Linked DNA regions of Homo sapiens: region 1 is linked to region 2. A link is a loop called in an ENCODE intact Hi-C map of the cell type or tissue named here. Cell type or tissue: adrenal gland. All regions are shown on one strand.

Evidence for each region. A loop is a pair of places that touch in the nucleus more often than their neighbours do. Peaks named below come from ENCODE experiments on the same cell type or tissue, not always from the same donor. Only the 100,000 strongest peaks of a DNase experiment are listed, where the experiment ranks them.
Region 1: it touches region 2 in a loop (4-fold over the local background); 26 of 110 quality-filtered maps call a loop at or near these places.

What each region holds. Positions count from the first base shown.
Region 1 is chr5:60,158,798-60,163,797 of GRCh38, forward strand. It overlaps a transcript of PDE4D not described here. Among named protein-coding and RNA genes, the nearest start is that of PDE4D, 270 kb to the left of the region's middle. In adrenal gland, a CTCF peak has its summit at 2,732; no DNase peak of the experiment used is centred here.
Region 2 is chr5:59,807,438-59,812,437 of GRCh38, forward strand. All of the region lies in intron 1 of PDE4D (phosphodiesterase 4D), which reads right to left. Among named protein-coding and RNA genes, the nearest start is that of PDE4D, 84 kb to the right of the region's middle. In adrenal gland, CTCF peaks have their summits at 2,709 (motif pointing right) and 2,909; a DNase peak (open chromatin) is centred at 2,734.

The DNA.
Region 1 (5,000 bases), 350 kb after region 2:
TGACCTCGTGATCCGCCCGCCTCGGCCTCCCAAAGTGCTGGGATTACAGGCGTGAGCCACCGCGCCAGGCCAAGCTGTGCTAAATTTATTTTTTACATTTTCTTTCTTCAATAATAACCTTAGTTTATTGTAACATGTTTATTTTATAAACGTTTTAATTTCTTTAAGCTTTTTGACTTTTTGTAATAATGCTCAGCTTAAAACACCAACATATTTTACAACTGTAGAAGAATATTTTCTTTCTTTATATCCTTATTCTGTAAGTTTTTTCTAGCTTTTTAAAATTAACTTTTTAAACTTTTTTGTTAAAAACTAAGACAGAAACCCATACATTAGCCTAGGCCTACACAGGATAAGGATCATCAACATCACTGTCTTCTACCTCCACATCTTGTCCCACTGGAAGGTCTTTAGGGGCAATAACACACATGGAGCTGTCATCTTCTATGATAGCAATGCCTTCTTCTGGAACACCTCCTCAAGAAACTCATTCCTGAAGTTGTTTTATGGTTAACTTTTTTTTTTGTAAGTAGGAGTACACACTAAAACAATGATTAAAAAGTATAGTATAGTAAATACATAAATCAGGGACGTAATCTATTATATTAAGTACTTAACAGTAACACTTATTATCAGTAATTCTTGTCATCAAGTATTATGTACTGTACATAACTGTATGTACTATCCTTTTATATCACCGGCCATGCAGTGAGTTTGTTTGCACCTGCATCACCATAAACATATGAGTAATATGTTATGCTACAACTTTATGATGGCTGTGATATCAGTAGAGCTGACAATAGGAATTTTTCAGCTCTATTATAATCTTATGAAACTACCATGGTAGGCCATCCATCACTGACCAAAATGTTACATGGTGAATGACTGTACTAAATAAATATTTCAATATTTTAATTATTAACATAATCATCACCATATAATATTCAGCTGAGCAAAGCTGCCCAAATTTGATTCTCACCTTCCTCTTGCATTGACTTCTTAGAAATCAAGGAATGAGATGTCAGGAGAATTTGTTCATGATGTTGGCTGCCATTTAAAATTATAGCTGCATATAAATCCTGTCTACTTCCAAATTTCTTTGTGTGAATGAGCGTCATTTGAAAAGTTAAAAGATTTACAGTTGATCCTTAAACAACATGGGCTTGAACTGCACAGGCCAACTTACATGCAGATTTTCTTCTGCCTCTGCCACCCCTGAGACAGCAAGATCAACCTGACCTCTTCTTTCTCCTCCTCAGCCTACTCAACATGAAGATGAAGAGGATGAAGGCCTTTATGATGATCCATTTCCACTTAATGAATGGTAAATATCTATTTTCACTTTCTTATGATTTTCTTAATAACATTTTCTTTTCTCTAGCTTACTTTATTGTAAGAATACGGTATATAATACAAAAACATAAAAATTATGTGTTAATTGACTTTGGTGAACAGTAGGCTATTAGTAGTTAACTTTTGGGAGAAGTCAAACATTACACACAGATTTTCAGCTGCACAGGGGTTGGTACCACTAACTCCCGTGATTTTCATGGGTCAATTCTATATTGAATTTAGTCTTTTCCCTATTTTGTAGTCCTCTGAAAAGCCATGCAAACTTGCTGGGAATCCAGAATTAATCAAATATAGAGCTCTGTGGATTGCAGGAACTTTTAACTATCTCACACAAAAACACTAACAAAATTTTTTTTAAAAGAGAAAAAAAAATAACTGGACCAGAGTGTGAAAAACACATATCATTTATTATTCAAGTATTTATTCAGTTGCTTTCTTTATTAGTCCTTCCTTTCTAATCTATCAAATCTCATTGGTTTGTCTCACAGAAAATCCCTTTGATATGAAATGTAAATTTCCAAATCTGCTGTTTCCTCAGTACTTTGACTATCATGGTTCTATGGACTCTTACTTTTAAGAATATACAACAGAAGTAACCAGAAATACTTCTTCTCTCACCTTTTCCCTAGTATTCCTGTCTTCCTCTCCACATCTCTTACTTTTTGTCCTAAATGTGGAAATTGACAAATGAAAATTTAAAGTCACTACCTTATAAAAGACTGATTTGAAGTTTTTCCATGTCATTTTTTTAATTCTAGGAAAACATCTTAAATTTATAAGTCAATAAAAACACTTCAAAACAGAGACCAGGTAACATTAGCCATCAAAATTCATCATGATGTGCTGGGCACAAAAGATTTTCTTAATGAATTATCGATTAAGATGTCAGATAAATTAATTGACATAGAATTTTCTAAAAGAAAGTAGAAGGAGAAGGAAATAGTTAAGTACCCCAGATGCTAAAGGAAATCAATAGACACTGAGAGAAGGGCCGCAATAACTCTCATGGCTCCTTTCCACTTTCTAGTGTTCCATAAACCTGGTATTTTGTTGTCTCTACCTCATACTATTTAATTGTTCTTCTGAAAAAGTAGACTGCATAAGTTGACTTCAGATCCATTTTGGCTTTTGAGTTCCAAATGGGAATTTACATTAATAATACAATCTGCAATATTACATTACATTAACTTTATCACCCATGTCCCCCTTCTTCCTCACCATCCAGAATTAATAAAGAAACTAATAATCTGGCCACTGAGAGTTTAGACTATATAAAAGGAAGTCTATTTTACCACTTACTTTCAGATGTTGTTGAGTATGAAACAACATACTCAAGCAAAACAACATTTCACTTGAAAACGGTCTTCCTACTCTTCAACTGCCCCACCTAATGGCAAGAGGTATGAATAACAGTGATATTCTGGATCCCCTAGTTGAAGAAACCCAACAGTAATTTTTCAGATCTGTGCAAACTTGTAGCCCTATGATTGAAACATGCATATTTTCCCCTCACCTTCACAGTACTGCACTACACTCATTTACAGTGCCTGAATTCATGCCACTTGCAAGCTTTTTAATATGTTTCTAATAATAACATTTTGTCGTTACAGATGAATTGTGGTAAAGTTTACTGAGATAACAAAGGCTTCGCACATTCTCATTCTATTTAGCATTAGAGAGGATCACAGAAATCATTCACTTACCACTATCCCTATTTTACAAAGGAGAAAACTGAGATGCAATGAGGTAAAATTATTTTTCTAGAAATCACATACATCTTTAGTGGCAGAACCCTGGTCTTCAAGAAAGATGCTTATTCATCAGACTGCTGCGTCCACCACCAAAAGCATCAACCTACCACCATTTTCTGATAACTAAATTCTTCCAATCTTTACTCTTAACAAGAGGAAAGTGATATTATGCCCTTTAATAAGCTCGAGGGAAAACAGTGGGGGTGGGGGCCTCTTTAAAAGTTAGAACTTGAATTAGAAAACACAAATTAGAATATATACCCAACAAAATTAAGTACATTATTGTAAAAGAGACGTTAGCAAAATAGATTTATCCAGCATGCCCCATATATGGAAGATTAGCATAGTGGGTAAAATTGTTAATGCTTTCCAGAGCCCAGGGTTTGGTATCCATAACTGAAATTAACCATGTTTCTTGGCAATGTTGTCCCTATTCTTCCATGTCAACTAAGAGTTGGCCTCTTTAAGTCTCCGCAGCTGAGACAAATTACATTGTATCTCTAAGGACCTATTTAAAACCTTTTGTTGGGTTTTGTTTGCTTTGAGCCATTTGCTTTGTTGTTACATCATTTGAGTTGTTTGGAGGTTTTGTGTATTTCTTTTATTCTTGGTAGTAATATTTGATCTACAAAATCCAAACTTACCTCCCAATTCTAAAAGGCAGCATTAGTCAGTGTGGCCTTCAGACCATCTACATCAGAATGACCTGGGGAGCTTGTTTAACTGTGGCAATTCCTGGAGCCCTTCCCAGAGATACTGAATCAAAAATCTCTTGGGATAAACTTCAAGAACATGTATTTTAAGCAATCATTCCTGATTATGTTAATGCATATTAAATTATGAGACTCGCTGCCAGGAAGAAAAAAAAAAGATGCTACCCAACCACAAATGGCAAAGGAAGAAATTAATTTTCCCTTATCCCAGAAAGCCCAACACTTGGCACCCCTTCTACCTGGTACCACAGACTTAGTTTGTAGAACTCCTTAAATTAATGAGAGGTTTCATTAGCAGAATTTAAAATGGTTCATTCCTAGTCCCTGTCCTGAGAACAAATTACACAGAACCACAAACAGATGGTTTTCAGTTATCTGTTTTTTAAACAATCTAAGTTAATTGAAAAGCACAATGTGATATTATCAAATAACAGCTGTACCAAAACCCTACCAAACTAAAACTCAAGGTCATTTTGAGGGAAAGAAAAAGAGGTATATGGGCTTATGCATCTCTTTTTAATTGAAAGCCTGGGCTAACTCCTGAGCTAGCTATGTTGTTTCATAAACTGCGTTGGTCAGTCACTACAACACATAAGCGTGTTTCCTCTTTCCCTTTCCCATTGTTATTCTCTCTCCACTTTTTCCATTTCTATCCCTATTTTCTTGCCTATTTATTACTCTATATTTTCATCTCTTGAGAAAGTTATTGAGTCCATTTCTACATATTTTTTTCACTGGGTAGGTTTAGCTACACACCATTTAGCTAAACACAAGTTTAGCTCACTTCCTCTGAGCAACTTGGTTTCCAGAGCAGCTGTTTCCAGCAGTCTTTCCTCTTTATAATAGGAAATGTGGTTTTACATTTACCCAAATGCAGAGGCACATGTGTGTCTGATCCTACAGACAGCAAAGGTAGTCTGACAAATAACTGGCTGATTCCAAATTATACAATATATGTTCTCTTCCGATGATTATCATACTTGTGCTCATCACTTCAGGGATGCACAAGGCTCAGTTGTAGCACTGCTCTGGAAACTAGTTAACCATATTGAGACTTCTTTATGGGGTGTGCCCTTAACTAGCACTGCCAAGTCTGTAAACTTATTTCCTCCAACCTTTCATTCAAGGAGGCACTATTTCTCACCATTCCCAACCTCCCCTACCACGCCAAGCCTTGAGTTAA
Region 2 (5,000 bases):
TACATATGTAGTATGAGGGTAGGAGGTACTGGGCCAAAACGCAGGCACCTGGGCTGGCTTGTCCCCACACACACACAGAGGTGCTTCGTGGTTCCAGACAGAGCCAGATGGGAAGAGAAGAGCAGAGCGGGTGGCCCTTTCCCTCAACACTGAGGGATTGGAATTGCTGAATTGGAATCCGGCCTTCCAGACAATTATGAAAGCATATTTGTCAAGGAAAAAGGACAGACCTTTAACACTGAGGGAGCAGATAGAACCGAAACATTCAGGTTCTGCATTTGAACTTGATCTTCCAGGTCTCTGTATAGGCTTAAGTTGTCAAGGAAGTAGGCCAGAGCTTCCTTCACAGTTCATTAGGCTGATTTACAACTTTTAAATATTTAGACAAGTGGTATGCAGGCTCCCACCTGTATTCTTACCTCACAACCTCAAAATTTCAGAAGCAGCCTGCTCTGAGCCCTACCCAAGACCTACGGAGACAGACGTCTGTGGTGGGGTTGGGAAATCTGAATTTTAAGAAGCTCTTCAGATGATGGATGCCCATCATTCATTTGCCTATCACTACCTTAGACCCTTATCTCCACTGTCATTTTTTAAATGCTGAGTCCATGTGTCAACAAAGTAGCGTTGAATAACTCATTTGTAAAAAGTGGAAGCAGAAAAATGACAGATTTCACTGGAACACTAGGCATGTGCCAAACCCAGCTCTGTTCTGCTCAGGAAACAGGCTTCCTGAGCCCCCATGGGCTTGTGGCTTCCAGTCTGATTTTCCTCAGCCCAGTGACATCCTGTGGGACAGCTGTCATTGTCCTCCATAGTCATTCCAACTTCAGATAATGCTCCCTCTTCAACAGAACTTTCTCTTTTAAGATTGGCCATTCTTACTTCCTGGTTCCTGAGGCCAATTTTTGACCCAATATCTATTTTCTTCTCCTAATTCCTCTACTCTGCAATGCCCACCATTTTGGTTTTAACATACAAGTGTTTAACCCAGAGCTCTTTGATTTCTCCTGGTAGGTGAGAAAGAGTATTTGTTTGGGCAAAGCCTGCTAATAAACCAGCAGTACATTGAGATCACCTGGGGAGTCACAAAATTCCCAAGCCTAGGCCCCATTCCAACCTGTTACATCTTGATCTATGACGTTTGTGTGTGTGTGTGTGTGTTTGTGTGTGTGTTAAAAGCATGGGGAACAGATAAGTTTCCATTATTCTGCTCACACATCAAAAGTTTCAAAGAACCCTTTTCCCCAGATACCGAGAGATTTTGGCCATTCCTTTAGTATTTTTACAGCATTAAACAAAGACTGATTATGAATATAACCCCAGCTTATTGAACTGTGTGCATTCTCTTAATGCCTGCAAATGCTGCTTGCAAGAGTGGCCTCACACCAAAATGTACCCCAAGTTCTTCTGTAAAGACAACTTGCAGCCAAGGACAGCTAGCACCAACACTACTGTCTTCCAGAATTTTAAGTGGAGGCTGAAAGGCTGAATTAGTTAAAACTCCCAGGCCTTCTTGGTTAGGACAGTGTTCTTGCATTCTTTTTTTTGGCAGGGGGGCCGGGGGCACTATTCAAAACATTCCAGTGACATATCGAGTCACTACCCCGTAATTTAAAAATATAATGTAATATATGTACTTTATGGAAGTCGAAGAGTTGTGCTTTAAATTTAAGTACCGTGCCTTAGTTGGCGCCTCTAACATAGGGAGTTGGACATTGCTAATGATTTGCCCTCATTAAGCAAAGATCTTTGAGATGCTTCTATCCATTAAATACTGTCAATGTGATTCCTATTCTAGCTAGTTGGTATAGAGCACCACCATTTTCAAAATTATTAAGGAAAAATCACATCTAAATTAAGCCAAAGGGACTAGACCCATCGAAAGTGAGATATAAAGGGCTTTGGGCAATAAAATCAAAATCATTTGTTAGTTGTGAGAAAACTTAAATCTTACCCTCTAGTTTAATTTTTAAAGTGTCGAAGGAACTACAAAATACAAATTTCCCAATAAAGAAGAAAATCAAGAAAAAGAAGACAGTACTAGAATAAATCATACCATTTGGTACATTTATGTACCAAATTTACCCTGGGTAATTCCTATTTTCTCAATTTCAGCAAAGAGGAGTAATTTTAGGATATAGTATTGCCTGCCTGGATTATAACGATGTGCTAAGAGGCTGAGCATGTGTCTCTTATGTACATCTCCAGACTGTGCAGGCGGAGCTCAAGTTGGATTTGGCATCAAGGTCCAAGTTTAGTCATTAATCTATTGATGAAAACTGTACTTTATTTTCCCCCATTGAAGAAGGGACAAAATTCAATTCCATCAAGCAGTCTTCTTTGTACAGCTCTATTCTACTCCTGACTTAGATTCAGAGTCAGAGGACCAGAGTTAGTGCTCACTCCAAACTATTAACCTTTCATCTAGGGCCCGGGGTCCATCTCTGCCTAGAGAGCATGTGGGAACCCCTCGATTGCTTTATTGCATCGTTTATTATTACAAAGAATAATACACATATTGAATAAAAAATGTATACTGCTTGAAAGGCAATTAAGCGACTTCTCATAAGTCACGTGAATCCTGAAATGTCTATTATGTTTTAGAAACCCAAAGATAATTGTAATTCCATTGCCTGGTTAAGTCATGCTCAAGAAACACGGTGCTCCTTATGGCTGCTCGTCAATCCTCTCAGCGGCCAGCAGATGGCGCACACTTCTCAGAAACATCAAAACGTGGCGTGGGAAAACCCGATTCCGTGGGGAAGGCGGGCCGCCTAACACAAAGCTGTCTTTCCGTAAAAATCAGTCGGCCTTCACAGGGTTACAGAAAATTATTCATTATGTACAAGAGCAATGACGTTCAGCAATGTATACAGTTGCTGACAGTCCTAAAGTGGGATATGGAACAGGATGGTTCATGCCCATTTTTACGTATTTGAATTTATTTCTTCTCTGGGTACTGTAAGTAAATGAATGTTATTGATTTTTCCTTATGTGTTAAGTGCTGCACCGATATTTTAAATGATGACTCGTTTCTACTGGGAACTTATAATGAAAAGATGGAGCAGTAGAAATAGAAAACCTCTGGGCCATCTCCTTGGTCAAGGTTAGCAGGTTAGTCCTTTGGTCTAGCTCTGCCATTCAGAACCTTGGACCATGCATTTGCTCCCACCCCTGGGATCCACCATCTCTCCCTGGCTCCTTCCAGGTCCACCAGCCTCAGGGTCACTGCAGTCTCAGACCACCTGAAACGCAGAAGCCCCGCCTATTTTGCTAGCTCCCTCGTTCCTACGTATTCCCATTTTTCCGGCTTATTTAAAGAATAAAACAATACAAACTTTAATGGCTATTTGTACTTTTTAAAAATCAGTGCATTTTCATTTGTGTACTCTTGTGGATTTGGGCAACAGCTGAAAAATCAAAATAATTTGTATCTTTATTGATCTTGAACAAATGCTCTAAGATGCATACATTTAGCAGATGGACTCACTTATCATGTGGGCTTCTTTTCCCAAATGCAGATGGGATGGAAGTTGACATGAGGAGGCAGTATAATAAGTTAGGAAGAATCTGGACAAAGGTATAAAGGAGCTAAACGGAGGCTGCAGAATGTGGAGTGAAGAGCTGGGACAGGTAACTCAAGGAGAAAGCAGAGAGAAGGAAAGTGATAGCACAGAGGCAAAGGGAATTGACTGACATCCAGGGAAATGTGTGAATTTGTCCAGAATGTCCTGAAAACTTTGTGCCGTGGGACAGACCTAAGACCTGGACTATATTCATAAAAAGAAACATGATTTTCCCTGGGGAATTTTAGACCAATCAGAAAGACTCCTAAGCTCTGTCTTTTCAACTTTCCACTCTACCTCATTATCCACCAAGCTACTTTTCCCACCTCTGTTCAATTGATTTCGGAAAGAGATGCACATACCAAAAATATGCAAGTCTGCCACAGATTTATTCTTTCTCACTTTAGCTGTGTCCTCAGTCGCCATTTTAATCACTCTCAAAGAATGCTCTCCCATATTAGCTACAATGGATATTTCAAAACTCTCTTTTCAAACTCCCTGACCTGGCTGGTCTTCACTCTCATTAAATGATTTCATGTCCTACTTTCCTGACTCTCAGCCTCTCTCCATGAGCTCAGGTTTCCAGAAAGCAGTCATGTCCCCAGCCTCTCTGCCTTCGAGAATGATCCTCCTCTTGTCTCAGGCTAACCTCCTGTCCAGCTGCATGAAGCCTCAGAACAGAGAAGAAACTGTGTGAGTTTCAGACTCTGGAGTTTTAGGTTTGAATCTTGGAGCTGCCACTATCTAGGCACATGCTCCTAGGCAAGGTACATAACTTTTCTAAGACTCTATTTTCTCATATGTAAAAACGTGGTGATAATACAACCTCCTTTGTATGATATGGGAATTTCCTGTATGTTATTTGTGAAAACACTTTCCCTACTACTTAGCAATAAATTCCCTCATATCTCTACCAGTTGACTGTGAAGAATTTTAAGCCCAGAAGTACATTACTTTCCCCATCGTGAGGGTTGAGCCTAGCGCGAGGAAAGTGACTGAGTCCTGGTCCCACAAACCTGTGAACCTACCCTCTCTTATGTCCCAACCACTGCCATCTTTTCTGATAGTACCATTTTGTTCTCATTTTTAGGCTCTACTATGTTCTCCTGAGCCTTACAATGGCCTTTCCTCCCTCTGCATGTCTGTTCTTGGATGATCCTGTGCACTGTGATAACTCTAGTCTTGGAGGTGAATCTGAGGTCCACGTCTGAAACCTGAAAGGCATCTCCTTTTATCTACTACCGCTTTCAAGGAGATGCTCTTCAGGTGCCACTGATTCTGGCATGCCAAAAAGTTGCATCTGCAGGATGGTTGTAGCCCTGTTTATAAATTCACAGGCTCAATTTCAAGACCTTATGAGACCCTCAAATGTATCAAGTGGGGCCAGGCGTCATGGCACCTGTAATCTGAAATCCCAGCACTTTGGGAGGC